Regions from separate parts of the Homo sapiens genome. Here regions 2 and 3 are each linked to region 1. Evidence: chromatin loops called from intact Hi-C (ENCODE). Cell type or tissue: IMR-90. All regions are shown on one strand. Region 1 has its middle 120 kb from the start of SNORD155. Region 2 has its middle 100 kb from the start of GAP43. Region 3 holds the start of LOC105374051 (a long non-coding RNA gene).

The links. Hi-C counts contacts between places; a loop is a spot of excess contacts. Peaks named below come from ENCODE experiments on the same cell type or tissue, not always from the same donor. Only the 100,000 strongest peaks of a DNase experiment are listed, where the experiment ranks them.
Region 2: a loop joins it to region 1, with 1.9 times the contacts of the local background. A loop is called at or near these places in 6 of 110 quality-filtered maps.
Region 3: it touches region 1 in a loop (2.2-fold over the local background); 3 of 110 quality-filtered maps call a loop at or near these places.

What each region holds. Positions count from the first base shown.
Region 1 is chr3:115,782,364-115,786,363 of GRCh38, forward strand. No RefSeq gene overlaps it. Among named protein-coding and RNA genes, the nearest start is that of SNORD155, 120 kb to the right of the region's middle. RefSeq lists enhancers at 1,681-2,181, 2,213-2,891 and a silencer at 1,922-1,971. In IMR-90, CTCF peaks have their summits at 1,737 (motif pointing left) and 2,312 (motif pointing left); DNase peaks (open chromatin) are centred at 1,748, 2,188 and 2,998; H3K4me3 peaks cover 1,448 bases; H3K27ac peaks cover 1,442 bases.
Region 2 is chr3:115,516,793-115,520,792 of GRCh38, forward strand. No RefSeq gene overlaps it. Among named protein-coding and RNA genes, the nearest start is that of GAP43, 100 kb to the right of the region's middle. RefSeq lists an enhancer at 1,676-2,229. In IMR-90, no CTCF peak of the experiment used is centred here; a DNase peak (open chromatin) is centred at 1,859.
Region 3 is chr3:115,435,343-115,439,342 of GRCh38, forward strand. It overlaps LOC105374051 (a long non-coding RNA gene), which reads left to right and starts at 2,272. Exons shown (of 3, transcript XR_924352.3): 1 at 2,272-2,396; 2 at 2,532-2,616; 3 at 2,777-3,275. In IMR-90, a CTCF peak has its summit at 1,668; a DNase peak (open chromatin) is centred at 1,549.

The DNA of each region.
Region 1 (4,000 bases):
TTATATCACTCACAATGGTTCTACTTCCCTAATAGAACTATAACTGATACATATGCAATGTAGTATCGCATAGCTAGAGTTTCCATACAGTATAAAAGAATATTAGTTTATTTTTCACTATGATTTTGATTTACATTTTTATCACATCATATCTCTTTTACCTCTATAGCAGGCTCAAAACTTGCTATAGATTGAAATGCTTACAAAAGAGTAGTTCTATCATTCTTTAGTATTTCTCAGACTATTACTGTGTCTGATTACTAAGGAACAAAAATGTTTATTTTTATAATTAAGTACATATACATTAATTTTGTTGTACATTTTTTTGCTTTCAACATCAAATTCTGTTTATGCATGCACGTGTAGCAGAAATTGTTGTGCCTTGTATGAATGTTTTTATAGTCCTTAAAAATAATGGATGCAATATCTGTGGTAGCCTGACAGTTTAAATAATGTTCCATTGCTCATTTTATTCAACAGATTTCCATTCAGCAGTTCTTAGCGGTATCTACAATATGTCCAGATCAGTGAATTTCTATGAGGGATTCAAAAGAAATATAAGACACAATTCCTTCTCTCGTGAAACTTATGGTCTAATATTTACTTTTATAAATAAAGGAGAGATTGAGAGACAGATTGTGTGAGAGAGTGAGTGTGTGTGTGTGTGTGTGTGTGTGTTAGGGAAGAAAGGGTTGACTTGTAGCCCTCCCCCAGGGGTGCAGCTTCAAGTAATAACAGTCCGTATTAGGGCAAGGTGGGTACTGTGGCAAACTGGAGAGCCACTTGCCCCTTCTAATGGCAGTAACAGCTCCTCAACTCCCACCAATGGGGTTACCATTTAGGTCAAGTCTCTAGATGTTCTCTTGTTCAAGGGATGCTGTAAATTGGGACAGTTACATGAAAATTCCCACTTAAAAAATATGCACGGAGCGGGCACGGTGACTCACACCTGTAATCCCAGCACTTTGGGAAGCCGAGGCAGGCGGATCACCTGAGGTCAGGAGTTCGAGACTAGCCTGGTCAACATGGTGAAACTCCGTCTCTACTAAAAATACAAAAATTTCCCGGGCGTGGTGGCGCACGCCTGTAGTACCAGCTACTCAGGAGGCTGAGGCAGCAGAATCGCTTGAACCTGGGAAGCAGAGGTTGCAGTGAGCCTAGATTGCGCCATTGCACTCCAGCCTGGGCAACAAGAGCGAAACGCCGTCTCAAAAGAAAACAAAAAAAATGCACGGAGGGAAAACAGCCCGGAGGCTGAATCCTGTCCAACAGTAGTTATAACCCTAGTTTTTCCAACACGAGTAAATATAAAGGCATCTTGCTCCTCTGGAAATAGGGAGAACCAGACCTAGCTATCTTCTTGAAAAAGAAAAAAAAATACTTCTGCATCCTCTCAACTTAAAACGAAGGAAATAAGATAGTTATCAATCAGCATCATTTGGGCATATTGTTATTATTTACTATCATTTTATTAAAATTAATAATAGATTTACTGTAAAAACAGAGCCTGCCTTGCGCGTAGCACTCGATAAACGCTTTTTATTATTCTGCTTGTTGACGCTGTTACCTCTCTTTTGGAGTAAAAGGGGGCGGAATCGCAACAAGACCCCAGGACCCCGTGTGCGCGCGCGTGTCGGGGGAGCTGACCTATGACAAACATGTGCAGAGCTCTAGTACCCAGCCACGCGGAGGCTGCCGGTTGACAGAAGCGTTGCCGCCCCCTGCCGCCGAGTTCACCCTGCCGTCACTGCTGGAAGCCGCACCCCTAGGAAAGGCTGCAAACCCACCCTGCCCCCAACACACCCGCGCTCCCTCTCTGCAGGCCGGCTCCATCCCCGCCCCCAGGTGGCCAAGCAACACCGCCTTCTAGCTTCCTCCCGACCGGGCGGCGCCTGCAGCTGCCTGGGGAAGGAGCCCCGCAGCAGCGCGAGCGGGTGGGCGGGGGGTGCGCGGGCCGCAGGGCAGGAGGGAGGGCGCAGGTAGGCGGGCGGGGAGAAGCTAGGCGGCCGGGCCGAGCGGTCGCGCCCAGCCCTGCCTCTCTCCCTTCTCGACTCACAGGCGGCCTGACTCACTCCTTTGTTTCTGGAAAAGATCTATCTGTACTAGCCCGAGGCGGAATTCACCCCGCCCGCACTCATCAGAAATCGTTTGCTTATTCTCTGCGCCCCTCCGTGCTCGCCTGGGACGCGGGCGGAATCCTGACGCAGGCTGTCAGCCGCGGTGACGGGTGACACCGGGTGAGCAGCCGTCCGCGCCGCCTTCCCTGCGCCGACGGGCAGCGCGGCGTTCGGCGCGCACTGCTGCCCCCTCGTGGCAGGAGCAAGCATCGCAGCAGCGCCGACACCACCGCCCACCTGCAGCCCGGGGAGCGTCACTTCTGGGTGTTTTTCAAAGGGAGCATTTTTACAGCTCCATTCAACTGCTGGGATTAGGAGATGTGGCTCCCAGGTTGATTACTAATGAATGAGAAGGGGTGTGGTCTGTGCGTGTATGTTCTTGTGTGCGTGTACGCGTGTGAGAGAGAGAGAGGGAAGGGGGGAGAACAACTGTAAGAGCATGTTTGTGGTGACAGGATAATGGAGAAGGGAGGAAGGAAGGGGAAAAATGAAAGAGATTAAAAAGCAAGAGAGGCAAAGTGACAGTGACGAGGGAAGAGAGTGACAGGGAAGGATGCAGAAAGAATGCAGGGAGCAACAGTTTGATGGGAAATGGGAGGGGACTTCTGCATGAGAGAGAGGTGAGGATTTGACATCCGTGAGAGGTAAAGTTTCATTTTGGTGAAGTGAACCTTGTGAACATTTCAATATACCTCTCTCCTGCTTTACGTCCCATTTTGTTTGGCAGCTGCTAGAAATGAGTTTCCGTTTTTCTGTCTTGTTTTAATATTCTCATGTCTCCCACATCACTGAGATCATTAGAGGCAGAAACAATTATGTCATGCATTCCCTGCATCTGACAGAACCCTCTGTGCGTGCTGGTTTATTAACTCCAGCCTTGCCCCTCTGCCATCAGCTACATCTGCTTTTGTTATTCTGATCCACGTTTCATGAGCATGCACACACACACTCTCTCCCTCTCTCCACTGACCTCTGTGGGCTCACTTGTCCTTTGGGAAATAGACCAGTAGCTGCTCAGAATCCAAATGTACGTGACAAACACTCTTGAAAAGGCTTCTGCCACCTACTCATCAACAAACAAGCAAAACAAAGCCCCAACAGCCACAAATAGCCACAAAAAAAGGTTCTTCTGGATCACATCTGTAACTCTTGACCTAATCCTTTCATTTTCCCTAGAAGAACAAAAGAAAGAGAGAGTTTTTGCAGGATCTGTGTTAGGCTATAGCTTGTTATGGTGGCAAAAAGGTTAAAAGGGATTTTCTATACCCCATTCTTGGTTACTATTTTGCCAACATTACCCCCCACACAAGTATGTGTGTGGGGGGCCACATTTAGAAAGTCTGGACAGGATGATAAAAATTGTTTTGGCAGAAGATAAATCATTGCATATGGGCGTGGGCAGTAATGCCCAAACTCATTTACCGTAACAAATGGTTTCATGAAAATATTTTGGTCAGTACAGCTTATTTTGGCATACTGAGAGGTGGTTGCCTATCTGTGTGATTGCATAGAGAGGATGGACATCTTGTGGGTCAGCATTGCTTAATTCATTCAGAGGGAGCTCTGAGGAGAGTGGCCATCCTTCGTGTTTGACCTTCATACTGAGGCGTGCCCAGGGATTATTGAGGATAGGAATTCAGTTTGGAGATAAACCATTCTTTCATAATTTTAGTAAATGGATTATGATGCACATAAACAACAAGAAGAGAAAAATGCTTTGGGACTTCCAAATACAAAACCTTTCTCTGACATGGTTATGTGAGAGGGGGAGAGTTATAATATTTTTGCCGCAATCAGTTGTTCTGAAGTTCAACAGAGATAATATAAGTGAACATGCTTTGCAAACTCAGAGGATGCTCCCTGAAGCAAAGGCAAAACAATGC
Region 2 (4,000 bases), 270 kb before region 1:
CTGAGGCTTTCTAGGCCAACAGGGCCCTGGGCCTGGCCTATGAAACCATTCTTCCTTCCCAGGCCTCTGAGCATGTTATAGGAGGGGCTGCTGTGAAGGTCTCCGAAATGTCTTTGTGGCCTTTTTCCCATAGTCTTAGCTATTAGTTCTTGGTTCCATTTTACTTATGCAAATTTCTGCAACTTGCTGGAAATTCCTCCCCTGAAAATGGGCTTTTCTTTTCTACCACATGGCTAGGCTCCAAATTTTCTGAACTTTTATGCTCTGCTTCCCTTTTAATGTAAGTTTCAACTTTAGGTCACTTATTAGCTCACACATATAAGCATCGGTTGTTAGCCAGGTCACATCTCGAACACTTTGCTGCTTAGAAATTTCTTCTGCCACATACCCTAAATCATCACTCTCAAGTGCAAAGTTCCACAGATCCCTAGGGCAAGGGGAAAATGCAACCAGGCTATTTGCTAAAGCACATCAAAAGTGATCTTTACTCCAGTTCCCAATAAGTTTCTCATTTCCATCTGAGACCTCCTTAGCCTGGACTTCATTATCCATATCACTATCAGCATATGGATATGCTGCTATAAAGAAATACTTAAGACTGGGTGATTTATAAAGAGAAGAGGTTTAATTGGCTCAGAGTTCCACAGGCTGTACGGGAAGCATAGCAGCTTCTGCTTCTGAGGAGGCCTCAGGAAGCTTACAATCATGGTGGAAGGCAAAGGGGGAGTGAGCCTATTAATATGGCTGGAGAAGGAGGAAGACAGCAAGGTCGGGGGGAGGTGCTACACACTTTCAAACAACCAGATCTCACGAGAACACACTCACTATCACAACACAGTACCAAGGGGGAAATCCCCTCCCATGATCCAGTCACTTCCCACAAGGCCCCACCTGCAACACTGAGAACTGTAATTTGACATGAGATTTGGGTGCAGACCCAGTTCCAAACCATATTGATCCTCTGGTTTACTCTCATTTTAATTTGAAATGGAAACCTTTTCATTTCACAGATGAGAAAGCAAGAGCCAGGAGGAAATGAGTGACTTTTCTAATATCACAGTCATTTAGAGACTGTGATAAAGGCAAGGTTGGAGCCCAGGTTTCCTTACTGCTAGTCCAGTGATAGTTCTGTTACATCATTTCTTATACCTATAAAGGCTGACTGAACCCAAAGTTCCTTTGAAATGTAAATACTATTCCATTTGTACTTTAACGTCTAACAGAATTGTATTTTTACATTTATATTGTTTATTAGCAGCACGCAAAGTGTTTTATCTAATTTAACCCTTGTATGAATCTGCAATAAGTAAATATCAGCTAAAAAATGGCCTGCCTGGGACTTATCTACTTTTTATATATGATATATTTTTTCTACAAATACCCGTTTCTTATTTGTGAATACTAGGTGAATTAAAAATAAAATAAATAGACCATGCTGTTTCTACTCTTCTCCACCATACTGTCAACTAGGAACTCGTTGTGCTTTAAGAAAATAGAACAGAAGTGGGAGGAATGGGCAGCCTGACAATTAAAGCAAGCAAGAAAGAAAAAATGGTGTGGACAGCTTTTGCAAGTTTGTGCCGTAGATGATAGTGGTTAAATTTGCTTGTTATTCTAGACATCTGTAATAGAGGAGGTATTACCTCCAGTTGTTTCTGCAGTGGTGACCCTTGTTAGTTTGAGAAAGTTCTTTTTGAGGCTGATGAATTCAGTTCCCAGAAAAAGACACAGGACTCATGTTGGGGAATAGGAGCACCTCCTCCCTACCATGAACTGCACTCTCAGAGGCCCAGCCATCCCTGGCAGGATGGTTTCAATCACTCCTGCCATCCAGTCATCGCTGACACTTCTTGGCAGGCAGCCTGCCTCTAATGGAATGTGTCCTGCAGCTGGGAATTAGGTCATCAGTAATTTACTTAATAGCATTTTATGAGCTGGGCTCTGACAAAAGAGAGTGATCTGGCCTTAACAGCAGGAGCTTTCCTTGATGTGAGGGGAAGGAGGGAAGAGAGTATAGCATTGTGAATAATCAGACACTACATTTCCTGAAAGTAATGGGTGAGGGTAAGAAAATCTGGGTGTTTCTTCAGACTTCCTATGTGATCAGGTAAGATACATACCTTGGGCAAGGTACTTCTTGTTTCTGGACTTTAGTTCCTCTAAAGTCTTATACAACTCTAATATCATATACTTCTGACTCTAAAGAACTCTTTATGAAAATTGGAAGATACAGAATTTGACAGGTCATCACCCCCTCTTCCCTGATGGTGCTCTATGGAAGGAGAGATAGGTAATCCCACTCTTCTGCCATTAGTGTGCTTTGAAATGAAAAGCACTGTGTTGTAGAGTTTGCTAATTTTCCTGGTGTAAGTATTCTCAACATGGCTGATTTCAAGCTGCCAATGCTTTAACAATTAGCAAAACTTTTGAAAACTGAACAATTAGCTTCTATGGGCTGGTATGAGTTGCTCCAGTACATCACTAGTTCTCTCCCATCTAGATAAAGCTGCATCAATGAATAGTCTCCCGTATGTAGACACATAACTGGATTGTTCACACACTAAGATATGTGCCATATATATCTTTGTTTTGGTTTTGGATGAAAAGATATTCACAACTTCTCTTTGATTCTATTCCAGTTGCTATTCTTAATTTATGTGAAGCCCTCTCAGAAAACATGTGAATTCTTATTAGGAAACTGTCCAGTTTATATAGCTCTTCATCTGAATTCCCATTTCTTCCACCACTGCTCTGATGCTCCCAGGGATGTTCAGGGAGCCATTTGACCCTTCATATTTTCTTCTGACCCCTAGGACCCCATGTTCTTTCTGTTGGAAAACCCAATATACATCTCATGAATGTTCAGAAGGTTTGCTGTTGCTATACAGGGTTTAAAATTTGAAAAAGAATCACTGGAATCCTTCCTCCTTTTCACTGGGTGTGAAAGAAACCCTTTTGGGTTCTGAAATTTTAATGTGCAAAATCTTCCAATTTCAAGAAAATTAGGGCTGGGTGCAGTGGCTCAGCCTGTAATCCCAACACTTTGGGAGGCCAAGGCGGGTGGATCACCTAAGATTAGGAGTTCCAGACCATCATGGCCAACAGGGTGAAACACCCATGTCTACTAAAAAAACTAAAAAAAAAAAAATTAGCCAGGAGTGGTGGTGGGTACCTGTAATCTCAGCTACTCGTGAGGCCGAGGCAGGAGAATCACTTCAACCGAGGAGGCGGAGGTTACAGTCAGCTGATATCATGCTACTGCACTCCAGCCTGGGTGACAGAGCAGGACTCCATCTAAAAAAATAATAAATACAATTTTTAAAAAAGAAAATTGGGATGAATAGAGGTAAAATCACTACCCAGAATGGTGGTGGATACAATTATGAGTCAGTTCTATTTTATCCCTTCAATTGAATACTATGTATAGAAAATATTCAATTAGCAACTATCTACTGAGCATTTACTTCATGAACTTAGCCCTGCAAACTATTGTGAAATATAAGAGAAAGCATATGCTGTAATACTAGGCTTCAAATTTATCATTTTGTTGGGAAGATAAGATTAACATATACAAATTAATGAAAATCAGTTAAAAACATGTTATAATCAAGTGCTTAATGATGTGGCACAAATTCTAAATGAAGCAGGAGTTTAAAGAAAAGTAAAATTTCTTGAAGCAAATGTTGCCCAAGGAAACTTAATGACAGAAATGAAGCGTAAGCTGCCCATGATGTGAGGATTGTGTTTACATAGTCAGATGAAGGTACCCGACTAGCCAGGCTGGGGGGATTGCATGTCAAACACTGGTGGCAAGAAATAGGGAGGAGGTAGAAACAGTAAGTAGTGGAAGGTGAAGAAAAAATACAACCTCTGGCCTAAAACTGGGTTTTAGTACATTTGTGTGAGAGATAATGTGGAGGAGAGGTGAGAGGCCATATACAAATAAACAATGGCCAGATCACATATGACAATAGAACCCTGATCTACAACCTCTGCAGCA
Region 3 (4,000 bases), 350 kb before region 1:
ATCACCAGTCTAGATTCTACAAAACAAACAAACAATAAAAAAACAGACTTTTGCAGATACTAAGGGGGTAGTATCCCTAATTACAACTGCTGTGCTGAGGTGCCTTCACTAGAAGACATTAACACAGCCTCATATCCATGATATGTGGTCATTGATCTGAAAAATGTGTTTTCATTTCCATCCTTTTCAGAAAGAAGAATCAGAAGCAGTGTGTGTTCATATGGGAAGGGCAGCATATAATGGTTTTGCCCTGTGCTATGTTAACTAAGGCTCTTTTTCCTGTAGAACATTATCTTGGTCCACTGTCTCAATGACATCATGTTAATTGGACTGGATGAGGAAGAAATGGCAAGTGCATTGGAGGTTTTGGTAAGACACATACATGTACTCCAAAGAACAGAAGATGCATCTAATGAAGATTCAAGGACCTGACATATCCGTTTTTAGGAATATAGCCATTTGGGACATGCCAGAACAGCTTTTTGAAAGAAAAGGACAGTCTAATGCCTCTCATATTGTGCACCCCTAAGAAAGAAGCACAGCTTTTTAAAGGCTTCTTTGGGTTCTAGGGACAGCATATTTCATACTTGGAAATACTGTTTCAACTCATTCGCCAAGTGACACAAAAGATTACCAACTTCATTTGAGACTTCAAGCAAAAAAGAGCTCTGCTACGTGATTTGCCACCGGAACTTGGTAGATGGAAAATATGAGAGCTCAACTGACCATGCAGCCAGAACTGCCCATCCTAACTTAGGTATTTCCAACCTCCATCAAATCATAAGGTTGAGCTAAACCAATAGCAATCCACTGTAAGATCGAAGTGATATATCTGGAATTGGGAATTGGCAGAGACAAAAGGCAGAAGTTAAGTTTCAGAGGGCACGGACCTCCAAATAACCTACCATTGTTATGCTATCACCTTTCCCTAAGCTCACCCCTGTTATACTGTCACCTTTCCCTAAGCTCACCCCTGTTATACTGTCACCTTTCCCTAAGCTCACCGTTATACTGTTGCCTTTCCCTATAGCCACGTAGGCATCCCTTTTGACTGACTGACAAAGGAAGAAAAAGTTACACCTGGGTCATGAATGGGTTGGCTCTCTATGGGGGTCCAAGCTGAGAAAGCACTGTTGCTACTCTACAGTTCCACCTTTGGTGTGAGTAGATATTCCATAATATTTCTGTAAACCTTCTGATGGTGTCCCTGAGAGACAGCAATGAGGAGTAACACTCTCAATGTTTAGAGGATCAGATGGTCACAGCCATTTTTATGGCTGGAGGTAAGAATAAATAGGAACTTACAGGAAGTAACCTCTCGTTTGGCTGATTGGATGGGGGCTTGGAAGAAGAGCGATAGAAAGATCATAGAAAAAAAGATCTGGGAAAGAGGCATGTGCCTCTGCCTGTGGCTGTAGATTGGAAGTTTGAATATCTTTGCATCTCATGGCACTGCCCGCAAGGAAACATTCACCAAGAATGAGGCATTAAACAGCCGTGTAGACAGCATGACTCAGCCAGTTGATGTCATCAGCATTTCATTGCCCAATGCTGGCCTGATGGATGCATGAAGAAACTGATCATTGCTGAGGGATGGGCTCAGTGGCATTTGTCCTCACTAACCAAGGCTGATTTAGGTATTGTTCTCCAACTCCATCTAGCTGCTGATTCCCCAAATTGCTAGCAAAAGAGATCATTACTGAGTCTCTGGTACAGCAAAATCCCTCAGGGAAACCAACCAGCCGCTCAGTGGCAAGTTGATTACACTGGAACCTTTCTATCCTGGAAAAGGTAGTGATTCATCTCGACTGGAAAAGTCACATATTGTGGTATGAGTTTCCTTTTCCTACCACAAGGCCTCAGCTAGCACCATCAGAAGAACGGAATATCTACCCACACCATATATGGTGTAACATAGCCTCAGACCAAACAACAATGTTGTAGGAGTGTACACATAACCATGTATCTATTGGTTCTGTTACATTCTGCACCACTCTGAAGTTGCAGGTCTGAAAGATAATGGAATTGACTTTTGAAGGAGCAGCTTAGATACTGGCTTGCAGATGATACCTTGCACAGATGAGGCATTATCTTTCAGGATGTAATATATACCCTAAATCAAAGACCCTTTTACAGTTCTATTCTCCAGTGGGTCCAGGATGGCTCTACTTATCATCACTACCAGTGAATGACTCAGTTGAGAAATGTTTCCTCAATAATGCATGTTTTGGTTCTGTGGATTCTAAACTAGGTTCTGGATTCTAAAGTGGAAATTGTTTTACCAGGGGGCCCAGTAAGAGTCCCATTAAACTTTAAACTATGGCTACTGTAGGGTCATTTAAGTTTCTTCATGTCAAGAGTCCAGTAAGCAATAAAAGAAAACAATGTTGGTAGAGGTAATTGATTCCGGCCATTAGGAGGCCATCCTCCTAATGGCCTCCTAGGGGTACTCAGTGGGGTCTGGAAAGCATAAGTTTGGTTGTCAGGTTATCTACTGGATCATGTCTTGATACTTTCCTGATTTTTTCAAGAAATGGACAAGTACAGCAGCCACAGTATGGTGTGGTTACCAGAAGCCTAGGCACTCAGGGATGACTGTCTGGGTAACCCCACCAGGTAAGCCATCTAGATCATCAGAGGTGCTAAATTAGGGTCAAAACAATCTGGAATAGGTTGCAGAGGAGGGAGAAAATGAGTTTCAGTTTCAGCTGTAAAACCAGCTATATTGGCAAAAGCTATATATATAGTTCATGCTACTCATCTTTCTTTTGTAAAGTTTCCCAGAAAAAGAGACCAACCAGAAACTTGAAGGAGTTCTTCCCAGATGGAATAAATTTACCGTGTGAATCACGTGAATCCAAGGGATGCAAGGATTGGCCTATACTGGATTGGATGCTCTGGTATACTACTCAGATTTCCTCTTCAGAACTAATGCATTTATCCCCCAGCTATGAAATTGTTGGCTGCTGGCAGTCTATAGCTAATGCAGTCACTGGAAATTATCCTTGGTTGAAGGGACCTAACTTGTCCAAGTCTACACCTATTTCCAGGAATAGTTCAATCCATTGACTTGTTGATGCAGGACTACACAGGTCAAGCCTTCTTGTTTTGATGTGGACAAATCTGAAGGGATATCCCAGCTCCAGACCTCGCATAGGTCTGAGCTAAAGAGACCTCATAGGTCTGTGTCAATTTCTGTCTTTACCCAGTCCTGCTTCTCTCATTCCTTTATAGGTGTTGTTCTGGAACTTCCTAATAAACCAGCTGCATGCAAATATCTGCCTCAGAGTTTGTTTTCTAAAAAGACTTCTCCTAAGGTAGAAGGAAAACTCTCCCTGCTTCCAGGCTTTTGAACATGCTAACTACTAGGAGTATCCTCGTCCATCCTCCTGAGCTTTACCTAATCCAGTGACTTCTTTTGATTACACAGAATTCTCCCCAGGAGTCTCTAAAAGACAATAAAACCAGGATGTAACCCTTGGAAGATTGATACATAAGAGTAGGTGGGAAAAGAAGTAGGTACAAGGATAGAGGGAAAGATAGGCTGGAGATGAGAAAAGTTCCCTTAAAACGTTGCAGAACCAAGAATGCAGGCATGTCAAGGTGCTGATGTGCCGAAAGGTTAAACAGTAGCTTTTGACTATGGGTGTCACATTTTAGCTGTCCTCCTTCCTCTACTTCAACCACAGCCTTTGTGGGTGGCCAATAACCTATGTTATGACCTTTCACACTTAACCTTTAATAACCACTCTCTTTGTAGTTGGAATAATCAGATTCTCTCTCTTCCTTTTCTTGAGAATTTGATTTAGGAAATGTGAAAATGGCAGAGTTAGCAGTGGAAGAAGAGTTGAAAGAGACTATGTAGTTAACCATGCATGAGGTTGAGCCTAGGCAATGAAAGCAGAGACTGTAATGTAAACTCAGGTCCAACAAATGCAAGTGGCTTGGAGAGGAGGTTGAAATGGATGGGCAAAGAAGTGGAGGCCAAGTGAGAGACAGA